2 separate regions of the Homo sapiens genome follow, and region 2 is linked to region 1. Evidence: read pairs that join two places in POLR2A ChIA-PET (ENCODE). Cell type or tissue: GM12878. All regions are shown on one strand. Each heading gives the region's core, and the rest is flanking DNA. Links, peaks and the distances in the headings are about the cores only. Region 1 overlaps ATXN1 (ataxin 1). Region 2 overlaps ATXN1 (ataxin 1).

Region 1 (5,381 bases), core at 176-5,175:
GTCAACAGGGCTGCCTTATTATCTGGAGCTCATGGTCCTTTTTCAAGCTCACATGGTTTTTTGTATTTAGTTTCTTGTGGTCGTAGGACCAAGGTCCCGTTCCATTGCTGGCTGTGAGCTGGGGGCCACTCTCAGGTCCTGGCATTCACCTTCAGTTCCTTGCCATATGACTTGCCTCCTCCATCAACATGTCCTCTCTCACTTTGAATCTCATTCCTGGTAAAGCCCCATCCCTTTTAGGGTTCTCTTAATTAGATCAGGCTCACCAAGATAATCTCTCTATTTTAAGGTTGGTTGACTTTGGACCTCACTTATATTTGCAAAATCCCTTCACAACAGCAGAACCTTGATTACTGTCCCACTGACTAACTGGGAAGAGGTGTGTGTCTGGCAGGGGACATGGCAATCTTGTGGGCTACGTTAGAATTTGGTCTATCATAATATAACTAAAAATTCCAGGGATCAGGCCGGGCGCCATGGCTCACACCTGTAATCCCGGCACTTTGGGAGGCTGAGGCAGGTGGATCACTTGAGGCCAGGAGTTCAAGACCAGCCTGTCTTGAACATGGCCAACATGGTGAAACCCTGTCTCTACTAAAAATACCAAAAATTAGCCGGGCGTAGTGGCTGGTGCCTGCAGTCCCAGCTACTCAGGAGGCTGAGACAGGAGAATTGCTTGAACCTGGGAGGCAGAGGTTGCAGTGAGCTGAGATTGCGCCATTGCACTCCAGCCTGGGCAACAAGAGCGAAACCTTGTATCAAAAAAAAAAAAAAAAAAAAAAAATAATAATAATAATAATAATTAGCCAGGTGTGGTGGCATATGCCTATAATCCCAGCTACTCGGGAGGCTGAGTCAGGAGTATTGCTTGAACTCGGAGTCAGAGGTTGCAGTGAGTGAGACCGTGCCACTGCTCTGTCTGGGTGATGGAGCAAGACTTCGTCTCAAAAAAAAAAAAAAAAAAAAAAAAATCCAGGGATCCGTCTAACTTCTGGCATGGCTAAATCCAAGGGACTTTACTGTCATCAGGACTCAGATTTTCTGTCTTTCAGCTTTTCTCTGTACTGGGAAGCTTCCTTCTCCAGTGGGCTTTCTGTAAGAGGTGGCTAAAGAAACCAGCTGTTAGTAGCATCATGCTCCCGTGGTCTCACTAGGAAAGAGTGTGTTGCTCCTCTTAGTTCCAGGTAGTCTGAGAGAGGCCTTTGATTGGCTTGCCTTGGGTACATGCCTACCCCTAGGCCAGTCACTGTGGCTGGAGGGTTGTTGTATTACGATTGCCCAGACCTGGGTCATATGTCCATCTTCCAGGCCAATGTGTGAAGTCATCCCAGCCCAGATAACAGCCAAGGGGAGAGATCATTCCAGAAAAGATGCTGTTCAGGCAAAAATGCTAGTCTACTAAATAAAAGGAAAAGAAAATGGAAGGAACTATTACTAGTGAACTGTATCAGACATTGTTAGAGAAGTTAAGAGGAGGACTCAGCAAAGGTCACTGCATTTAGAAGGCAGGAAACCATTCTTGACCTTTGGAGGAGAAGGAAGGTTACTAACACAGAGAAAAGTGGTGGAAATCAAGCTCCAGAGTTTTAAGATGTAGGCGGTGAAATACTGGCATTGAATGTATAGTACAACTGTTTGTTGGTAAACAGAAGAGAGAGGACAGCCATTTGGGACTGTATTAGGGTATGGATAAATTCTTTTAGGAATAGCAGTGACTGAGTATGCTTGGAGTGTGAGAAATTTCCAGTAGAGAGGAAAAAGACTGAAGGGAAGTTGGGAGCAGAGTTGACCCCAGCAGGATCTGGAACCAGTAGGAGGAGAATGGATTCAGACTCCAAGTAGAGAGGCCACACACAGTGTAATAACCTGGGTAATATAGTGTGTGAAGTTTTTTGTTGTTTGGTTTTTGGTTTTTTTTTTTTTTTTTGGTCATTTGTCGCTTCTTTGAAATAGACAGGTATCATTGCTTTCAATGTAGCTATCAAATGGTGATTAAATGTACTCAAAAGATCCTCAGCATCTCTCTGGCCCTGTAATTGACAGAAACATTTAACCTTAGAGAAGTGGTTCTCAAAGTCTGGTCCCTGGACCAGCAGTATCAGCATCACCTGGGAACTTGTCAGAAATACAAATTATCTGACCCCACCCCAAGCCTACTGAATCAGAAATTCTACAGATGGGTCTTAGCATTCTCTGATTTAACAAGACCCTCTAGCCATTTCTATTCGTTTCTTTCCTTTTTTTGAGTCGGAGTCTTGTTCTTTCGCCCAGGCTGGGGTACAGTGGCGTGATCATAGTGCATTGCAGCCTTGAACTCCTGAGCTCAAGCCACCTTCCTGCCTCAGCCTCCCAAAGTGCTGGGATTACAGGTGTGAGCCACTGCACCTGGCCTTCTCCAGCCATTTCTGATGCTGCTTCAAGTTTGAATATCACTGCCTCAGAGGTCTGCATCTCCCCTCCACATGCCATGAAGGTTTCCTTAATAGTGGCTTTGAGAAGCTATGAGAGCTAGTGATGTAAGCTGCTGGTGATGAGGAAATGGGGGAGTTTGTAAATCTTGAAAGGAGATGACAACTGTTCAAATTCCACTAATGACTTAAGATGTAATGGATTGGAAGAACAGAATAGAAAGGCTAAGTTGTAATTTAATTTTTTTTGAGTTTGTGGAGGGCTGACACATGATGATGATAGGCATCATCAGACTTTCAAGTCCCTGGAAGACAGAGAAAGGTGAAATGGGCTTAAAGCATAGCTGTAGACTGGTGATTCTTTTGGAGTAAGGGTTAAGTCCTAGAACAGGTTTTGGATATGGATCATTTAAGTTAAATCCAGGCTCTTCCACTAGATGCTGTTAGGAGGTTGCAAAAGAAGGGCATGGCAAGGTTTCTTTCATCAGAGAGCTTAGAAACTTTTTGAGCCTTCAAGACTTAAATAAATCCAGTGGAGTATAAAAAGACAGTATAACAAAGTGCTGAACTGAAAAGGACCTTGGGTCAGAATGTGTGGTAGAGACTGTAAGTGCTGTGGGCAGTCAGGGGAAGGAGAAATTGGCATTGTGTCATTTTCTCCTCTAGGCAGAGGATGAAACTGACAGCCTGGCGTAATTTCCCAGGTCCGATGGCAAGATATTGGACACCTTGGCTTCAGGAAGTGCTTTTTCTTGTTCTCTCTCTCCTTTCTGAGTGTGTCAAAGTTGCCAGGTCAAAGTGAAGGTTTATACTCTGAGACTTTGAATGTGGAATATTGTTAATATTTTTGTTTGTATAAGAAGCTTGTAGGATAAATTACATTTTATCTTGGACATTTTAAATGGAAAGAGACTCAAATAGAAGTTTGGCATATTTGTTTCAGACAGGCTTTCAGACTTACTCCATTCATGGGGAGAACATGAATGAGCCTGTTGGATGATGCTTTAATGTTGTAGGATGAAGAAAGCAAACTACTGATTTTCCTTAGTGGAAGAATTAAGTTGAGCCAGATGTGGGATGATAGGGAAGAAGAAAACACTTCAGATGAACATGACATTTCCACTGCTTTTAATTTCTTTGCACCTTGCTTGCGGCTCATGTGGGTAAGTAAACAGACCACTGAACCAAGAACCAAGAGAGAAGGTTGACGGAACACTGTTAACGGTGGGCATAAAAGCTGTTTAAGTCCAAGAGAGAAATAGTAAAAATACCGTAATCATCAAGGGGAAGCCAGAAATCTGGTACCTGATCCAAGGTCCTAAAGATGTTTTTCAGAAGTCTACAAGTAATGTGATCTGTTTTCAGTCCTTTTTGGGGGAGGGTTTTCTTAACTTCAGCTGTGGCATGCAGGTGTCAACAAGAGAGCTTCCTTTTACTTCACTGTGATAACGGAGTGACTTGGGGTGCATTAGAGAGCAGGGTCATTATTTGCTGTCACATCAAGAATAATACCTGCATCAGGGGTGTTCCTCTCACCGAAATTAATCACAGAGAAGGTGTGTGTTGCTCTGATGGCCTAGCAGTCAGAAAGATGAATCATCTCTTATTTCAAGGTATGGAGAACAGTTGTGTCACTCATTTCTTTTTCAAGGAGACTCAGTTGAAATGGCAAAATAAAAAAGAGAGAAATAACAGAACACAGTTGTACATCACTAGATCAGTTCGTATAATACAGACTGTTTCCTCTACCTGGAAACCTGATGCCTGGCTAACTTCTGCTCATTTTTGACTTTCCTGTTCGAATGTTAGTTTTGTAAGAGAAGCCTTCCTGAGACCCTCCTTCTAAGTGAGGTACCCCCATCATGACTACAAATCACAATGTTCATTTTTCCTTCATATTGCCTATCCAGTTTTCAAATTTTATGCATCTCCTAAAACTCATATAATTATTTAATTCTGTCCCTCTTGAGGCAGTGAGCTCCTTGGGTGCAGGGTCCTGGGCTATTTTGTTTACCATGTATTCCCCAGTTGAACACAGAGCCTGGTGGATTTAGCAAGTACCAAGTAAAATTGTATCAAGCGAATGATTTAATTAATGAGAAAGCACTTGGTAAACTGTATTCATTATGAAAGTGATGGTTAATTATGTGAGTAGCAGACACCTCCTTTCTCTCTTCTGTCCCAATTTTGTCTCTCCATTTTTTATTAGTTCTTTATTTTGAGATATACTTGTCAGTGTGTTACCAATTCCAAATCTAAGATTTGTTATTATTCATTCTTGCCTTTTTTTAGAGATAAAGGACCACTCTTTTTTGTTTTTTTTCCTCAGAAATGCTATTAATGACACCCACAATGCTAATACTACAACTGTTTTTTCTGTGCATGCTCATGATTTGAAAGGAAAAACATGACTGGCCTTTGTCGATGATGTATTTGGGAAGCAACAAGATTCTAGTGTAGCACTTAAATTCTGTTTCTTGTCATCCTCAAAGCTGCTAATACAAGTTCCTTTGCCTCAAGTGTGCTTCTCAAAAGTATACAAGGCGAAATAAGTTGATAGTATCGTTCCAGGAGAAGCTGTTCCTGGGTCAGCCTTGAAAGGGGGAAAAAAATCAAGAAATCCAGGTGTGGAAAATATTAATGATCAGGATATGAATAAGTCTTTTCATTAAAAGCAACAGCAAATAAACAAAAAGTTATCCAATCCTTTTCCAGCAGGGCCTCGCTGTGCCACTCTGGTGGGTGTAAGTGTTGTCTTCGGTGGGCGGAAATGGCAGACAGCCAAGTGGAAAATTTCACAGTGTCGCAAACATTCAGTGCACGAAACGCTGCAAACCAGCAATCTGAGGGAGCCGTGTACCAAATAACCACGCTCCTGCATGTGCCCTACTGCCCACCTTACACTCTTTCTCCTAGCTTCCTGCGTGATGCCTTCACTTTCTTTTTCCCGGAGATTCCAGATTCTTCGTTTCT
Region 2 (5,381 bases), core at 202-5,201, 56 kb after region 1:
GGACCAGTTGTGTGTTTTTAATAGGAGTTCTCATCTCACTTTCTCCACAGCTTTGCCAATTCTGCTCTCCCCCTCCTGTCTAAATACCTTCCTCCCTTGGCTTCCTGAACACCACTGTCTTCGGGTGCCATCATCCCTTTCTGGCCCCTCCTTCCTAAGTCTTCAGGTGTTCCCTTTCTACCTGCTTTCTACGCCTCTAAGTGTTGGAGTTCCTCATGGCTTAGTCTCTAGACCACTTTGCTTCTCCACTTAAGTGTTCTGCTAGATGATCTCATCCAAACTCACAGTGCCTTGATGGATCCATGACTCCTGCATCCATGTTTCTAGGCCAGACCTCTCATCATCTTCGGGCCTGTGTCTCCAGCTACCTACTCTGCACCTCCTTTGGGGTATCACAATGTCACCTGAACTCAGCACGTTCAAAGTCAAAGTTATAACAATCACCATCCCACCAAACCTCATCTACCCAAGAATTCCCCATCTCAGCCATTGGCATCATCTAGTTACCCAAGACAGATGCCTAAAAGTCCTCCTTGAAGCATTTCTGTCCCTCTTCCTCTGCATCTAATGTGTCACCAAGTCCTACTGATGCAATCTCCTCAGTGTCTTTCGAATGCACTCTCTCTCTTCCGGCCCACTATCACCATTCTAGTCCTAAAACCTACCTTCTTTCTAGGAGCCACAGCTTCTCTGGAGTTTTTACACCTCTTCCAACTGTTCCCATCACCCCGTTCTTTTCTTTGACAACATTTTTTACATATAAAAATAGGTATTTATGTGATTATATCATGAATGTCTTTTCTCCCCAACTAAGAAGCACTATGAGAGCAGGGAGCTTCCTGTTTCTCCCCGTTCAATCCTCAGCTCCTAGCAGCACAGTGCCTGGTGTATAGCAGATTCTCCATCAGTATTTGATTTGTTGAGTGAAAAACTTAGATGTATTAAATGACAAACTGAGATCAAGGGAGAATGAAGAATCAATCAGAAGCAGATAGAAAATTATGCTGTGTGGTATGGCAACATCATGAATGGACTGTTACCGATAATACACACTGAGTCATCAAAGAAACATTAACATGTATTCTCTATTTTAAAAGGGAGGTACATAAATATAGAACCAAATAAACAGATCTCAGGAACATTTCCATTCAGTAAGCAAAGTTTTAGAAGGGAAAGAGAAATTAAGTTCACATCATTTCCCAATAACACAGATGAATGTTTTCCATCCAATTCTGAGGACAAAGATAGCACCTCCTCGCCCATCCATGCCAACGGAGGCTGAGGTAGCACAGATAATTGAAATTACAGTGAAGAAGGAAAGGGGTTGATTGATTTGCATGCCATCTCTTTTCTTTAATAGTGGAGGAATTGCCAAAAAAGGCTAAAAATGGGCAACAGGAAAAGGGAGAAACAGTAAGAATCTTGGATAATCTTCCACTAGATAATTAAGACTTAACTGGGTCTGTTTTGATGTGTGCACATGTTTCTGTACATGGAGAAGGATGAACCCACAAATATTATAAATGCCAATTTCCGAAGGCTTTTGGAAAATGTAACCCATAGCATATGGTGTCAAATTAATTTGGGGTTTTACTTGTTTCAGTCTGATTTGGGCACATTGAATTATGAGATAATAGTTTGGCATCCATGTTTGCTGAGTGCTTGTTGTAAGTTTCTCAATTTCACAAAAATTCTCTGAGGTTAGAGGACGCGTCGTGACCCTCGTTTGGCAGGTGAGGAGGTAGCGGCACAGAGCCGATCCGTGGCTCGCCTGAGCTCCGGCAGGAACTCCTGGGCGGAGCTGCTGAGACCCAGGTCTGCAGACTGTCACTCTGGCTTCACTATTTCTGGCCTTCCTTTGAGCACTTTTCTTACTTTTGTTCTGTTTCATGCACTTAATGCACCTGTTTCATCATGCTGCCTGTCACAGTTAAAGGAATTTAAAACAGAATGGATCGTATTTGACAGTAAGGAGCTGTACAGCTGAATTCCATCAAGACAATGTGCTTGTAGCCCCAACGGCATTAAAACTTTCAAATGATGCTTTATCACAACTTCCTCTGGGCTGCACGTGACAAAGGGGTGCTTAACCAGGAGGGACATCTCTCTTTGCTTGTAGGGGCAGGTTGCTGTTTTTTGCCCACCTCTAAAATCTCCTTGGAGCACTCAGTTCTTCTTATCCTCCTTAAAGCCAACAACTATAAAATTTAATTTAATGTTGAACAGCTGTTTCTGTTGCGGTCCAGGTGAAATTTGAGGTATCAGCTAATTGTGCTAAAGTTCCCAAAAAGAAGTATTCAGAAGGTGTGGATCACCAATTACCTCTTGGCAGAGCTGTGAACTAATAACTAGTAGCAGTAGATAATGTACTCAGATGCCACATGAAATGCAAAAGATTCTATGCTTTATTCCATAAAGCATGGCTATAGGACATTGTCTACTATGTAACTAATATTTAAATATTTATAGATTTTTAAAAGATTTCTTCAACCTTCTTTTCTCACCCTGTTTCTAGATCTGATGCACAAAGGAAAATAATAATACAAAACCCATAACCTATTCATTGTATTGTTGCGGTAGATCGAGCTACATGCTGCACAGCAAAAGACCTTCTTTGCACTTCTTTCAAGCAGAATTATTGCTGTATATTCACTCTGAACTGAGAGGTGAGGATTGAACTGTGTAGTGCCTCAGAAAATATCAAGAGTTTTAAAACATTAGTTTTGAGAGATTGAAATACATAGAAACTTGGAATGTTTGAATGTCAGCCCAGACATTGGCAGGCTTCCATGCAGATTTCATTGTGAGTAAAATGTGTACTCAGTGGCTGGGTTCAAGCCCTTCATAGTTTATAAGCAAATGTCTCTGCTTCTTCTAGATCATTGCAAAAAAAAAAAAGAAGAAGAAGAAGAGAAGAAAAGAAAAAAGAAATAGGTTAAGCAAATTTTGTGGTGGTGCTTATGTGTGCACAGACATGCATGAGGCCTCCGCATCTTCCAAACTTGGAAAGCATATTTTAACAGCACAAATATATCTACATGTTTGATCTACATCAGAGCCTCTTTTTTTCCCTCTTCCTTGCATGCTTTTAAATTATATAGTTTAAATGTTTTAACTATTAAATCTGTTTGGTCTTCAAGCTGTAAACATCACACACAGCTAATAAGCTTTAGGAAAGAAAAGGAAATTGACATTTAGTATAGAGGTTCTACAAAACCAATGAAAACCATGCAAATGAGCTATGGAACAGAGAGATTTGCATATCCTCGTTGATTTCATGATGATATTCTCAGCATGAGCCTGGCAGCCTTGCCTTTTTACCTCTTGGGATGATGCATGTACTGGTGGTAGAGCCCTGCAGGGTCAATTTAACGAGTGTAACATTGTGATTTTCCATGCGGTTTCTCAGAACCACTGAGCAAAATGCAGCAATAACCAGTGACAGAGGAAATCGATTTTTGAAGTAAATACTTTTGGAGGAGGGGAAGAAGGTACATTCCCTTCATATTTAATGTTGCCAAAGTAGGTTGAACAAGTTTTTATATTAGTACCATTTGGTATTTCAAAATAAATAGATTATCCACCATTTCCATCACTCTCTGGATACCCTCACATGTTTACCACCAAAACTCCTGCGCAGAGACTGGTCCTCTTTTGCAAACTGCCTTTGGCTCCCCCGCGATCTCTCATCAGAAAAGCAGGCTAAGGAATCTGCTTTTGCCCCCATCCTGTTAGAATGATAAATAGTAGCCTGATGGCCAAGTTGTATATTTATTTAATACATCGTCTGTATTGATAGTTTATGATGTCCTGGATATGAATACACGAAAGCACAGTTGCATAGTGGCGAAGAAGGATTTTGATATCGTGGAGATCTGGATTTGAACTCAACTCTGGCAGTTCTCCCTGCCTTAGTTTCTTGCCCGTAAATGGGGGTGATGAGGTAGTTGTGAGAATTAAATGAGAGACTATGCAAATTGTTATAATACTCCCTGGAAAATAGTTAAATACCCAATAGATAGCATCACTATTTTGAAATGCTTTCAAAATTATACTCGAGTTTTACTTCTGCAAAATCAAGGCAGCTTTCTTCAGAAAAGAGAGAAATGAACTTCACCCCTAAAATGTACTTGGAGAATTTTAGAGGGTCTTTTCCAAGTTGTTATAAAGCACTTCTGAAGTGAATTTGCCCATTTCTGCCCACACCAATCTTATAACATTCCAGGAATAAAATCTGCACTCGAGTTTAAAAATAAAACGGGTGGAACAAACTGAATTAGAAGTCCTTGGCAGACATCCCCCCCAGCAGAATGTTCTCTCAATTGGTGGTATTGCAATAAAAGAGATGTATATTTTTTAGTCTGCTCTTCCTCCCTGATAATTTCAGCCAGTTGTATTTCTCTATTCTAAAAACCTGGTATGCTTGGATTTAATCTCACCACTCCTATCTACGCTCCTGCTCCTACCCCCACACCCATTTCCCCCAAAAAAACCCCACATCTGCACAGACCCTCCTTCCCAAGAAAACATGGAGGCGGGCTGCTCTCTGATACCGTACATGTGCATTCCGGACTGTGCTGAGGAAGGTCATAGAAACATGAGAGGGCTCTGCTGTTGTCAGTTGTAAAGACTGCCAAGAAAGAACAACAAAAAAATCTCAAATGCATTCACATTTCTCCCGCCTCTTTTTTCTTCTGTAAATATTCAACCCTTTTTAGAGAGGCTTTTGATAATGTGTTATCTCAGCAAACACCACGAACCTTGGATGTACGCAGTACTCCCTAATCCCATAGGAATGACTCAGTCAAGAGAGTTAGATGAAATATGGTTGGCAAGATTGGGTGGGGAATCTTGTTACTACACACACATACACACACACACACACGCGCACACACACACACACACCAGCAGCACCAGCCACTGCACCCCTATCATCGCCATAGACATTATGTAAAAACTAGACATTCTCCTCTCCCTTACACAGTCAGTTGCATCTTTCCCAAAAATGGAAGGGGAAAAAGCTTTCTTTGGCTGAGCCATATGCAAAAAATCATGGAACATCTGTGTAAGTAACAACATACAACAAGACAAATTATTGGTGGTAAAAGGCAAAGCCCTTGTTTCAAAAACATGTCTGGAAATAGTGTGTATACAGAACCTTCCTTTGTGCTAATTACTCATAATAACTGTCAGCTTTGTGTACCACAGGCTGGGCTGTTAATAACTAGTGGTCGCAGTACGGTGTTCTTTTTCTTTCCCTTTCTTTTTTTTTTTTTCCTATCCTTCCTTCCCTCTTTCCTGCCTTCTTTTCATTGTTGTTGCACAAATCATATAGCCTTATTCCAATAGTTGCTGGAAGACCAAATCAGAGATGTGGGGGA

The links. ChIA-PET counts read pairs that join two places held together with the same protein. Peaks named below come from ENCODE experiments on the same cell type or tissue, not always from the same donor. Only the 100,000 strongest peaks of a DNase experiment are listed, where the experiment ranks them.
Region 2: POLR2A ChIA-PET joins it to region 1 with 7 read pairs; 8 of 35 experiments call an interaction of 5 or more read pairs at or near these places.

Annotation. Positions count from the first base shown.
Region 1 is chr6:16,486,681-16,492,061 of GRCh38, reverse strand. All of the region lies in intron 5 of ATXN1 (ataxin 1), which reads left to right. Among named protein-coding and RNA genes, the nearest start is that of GMPR, 250 kb to the right of the region's middle. In GM12878, for the core only: no CTCF peak of the experiment used is centred there; no DNase peak of the experiment used is centred there; H3K4me3 peaks cover 3,793 bases; H3K27ac peaks cover 4,155 bases.
Region 2 is chr6:16,430,231-16,435,611 of GRCh38, reverse strand. The region is part of intron 6 of ATXN1 (ataxin 1); the gene reads left to right. Among named protein-coding and RNA genes, the nearest start is that of GMPR, 190 kb to the right of the region's middle. RefSeq lists an enhancer at 2,983-3,042. In GM12878, for the core only: no CTCF peak of the experiment used is centred there; a DNase peak (open chromatin) is centred at 3,271; H3K4me3 peaks cover 423 bases; H3K27ac peaks cover 3,438 bases.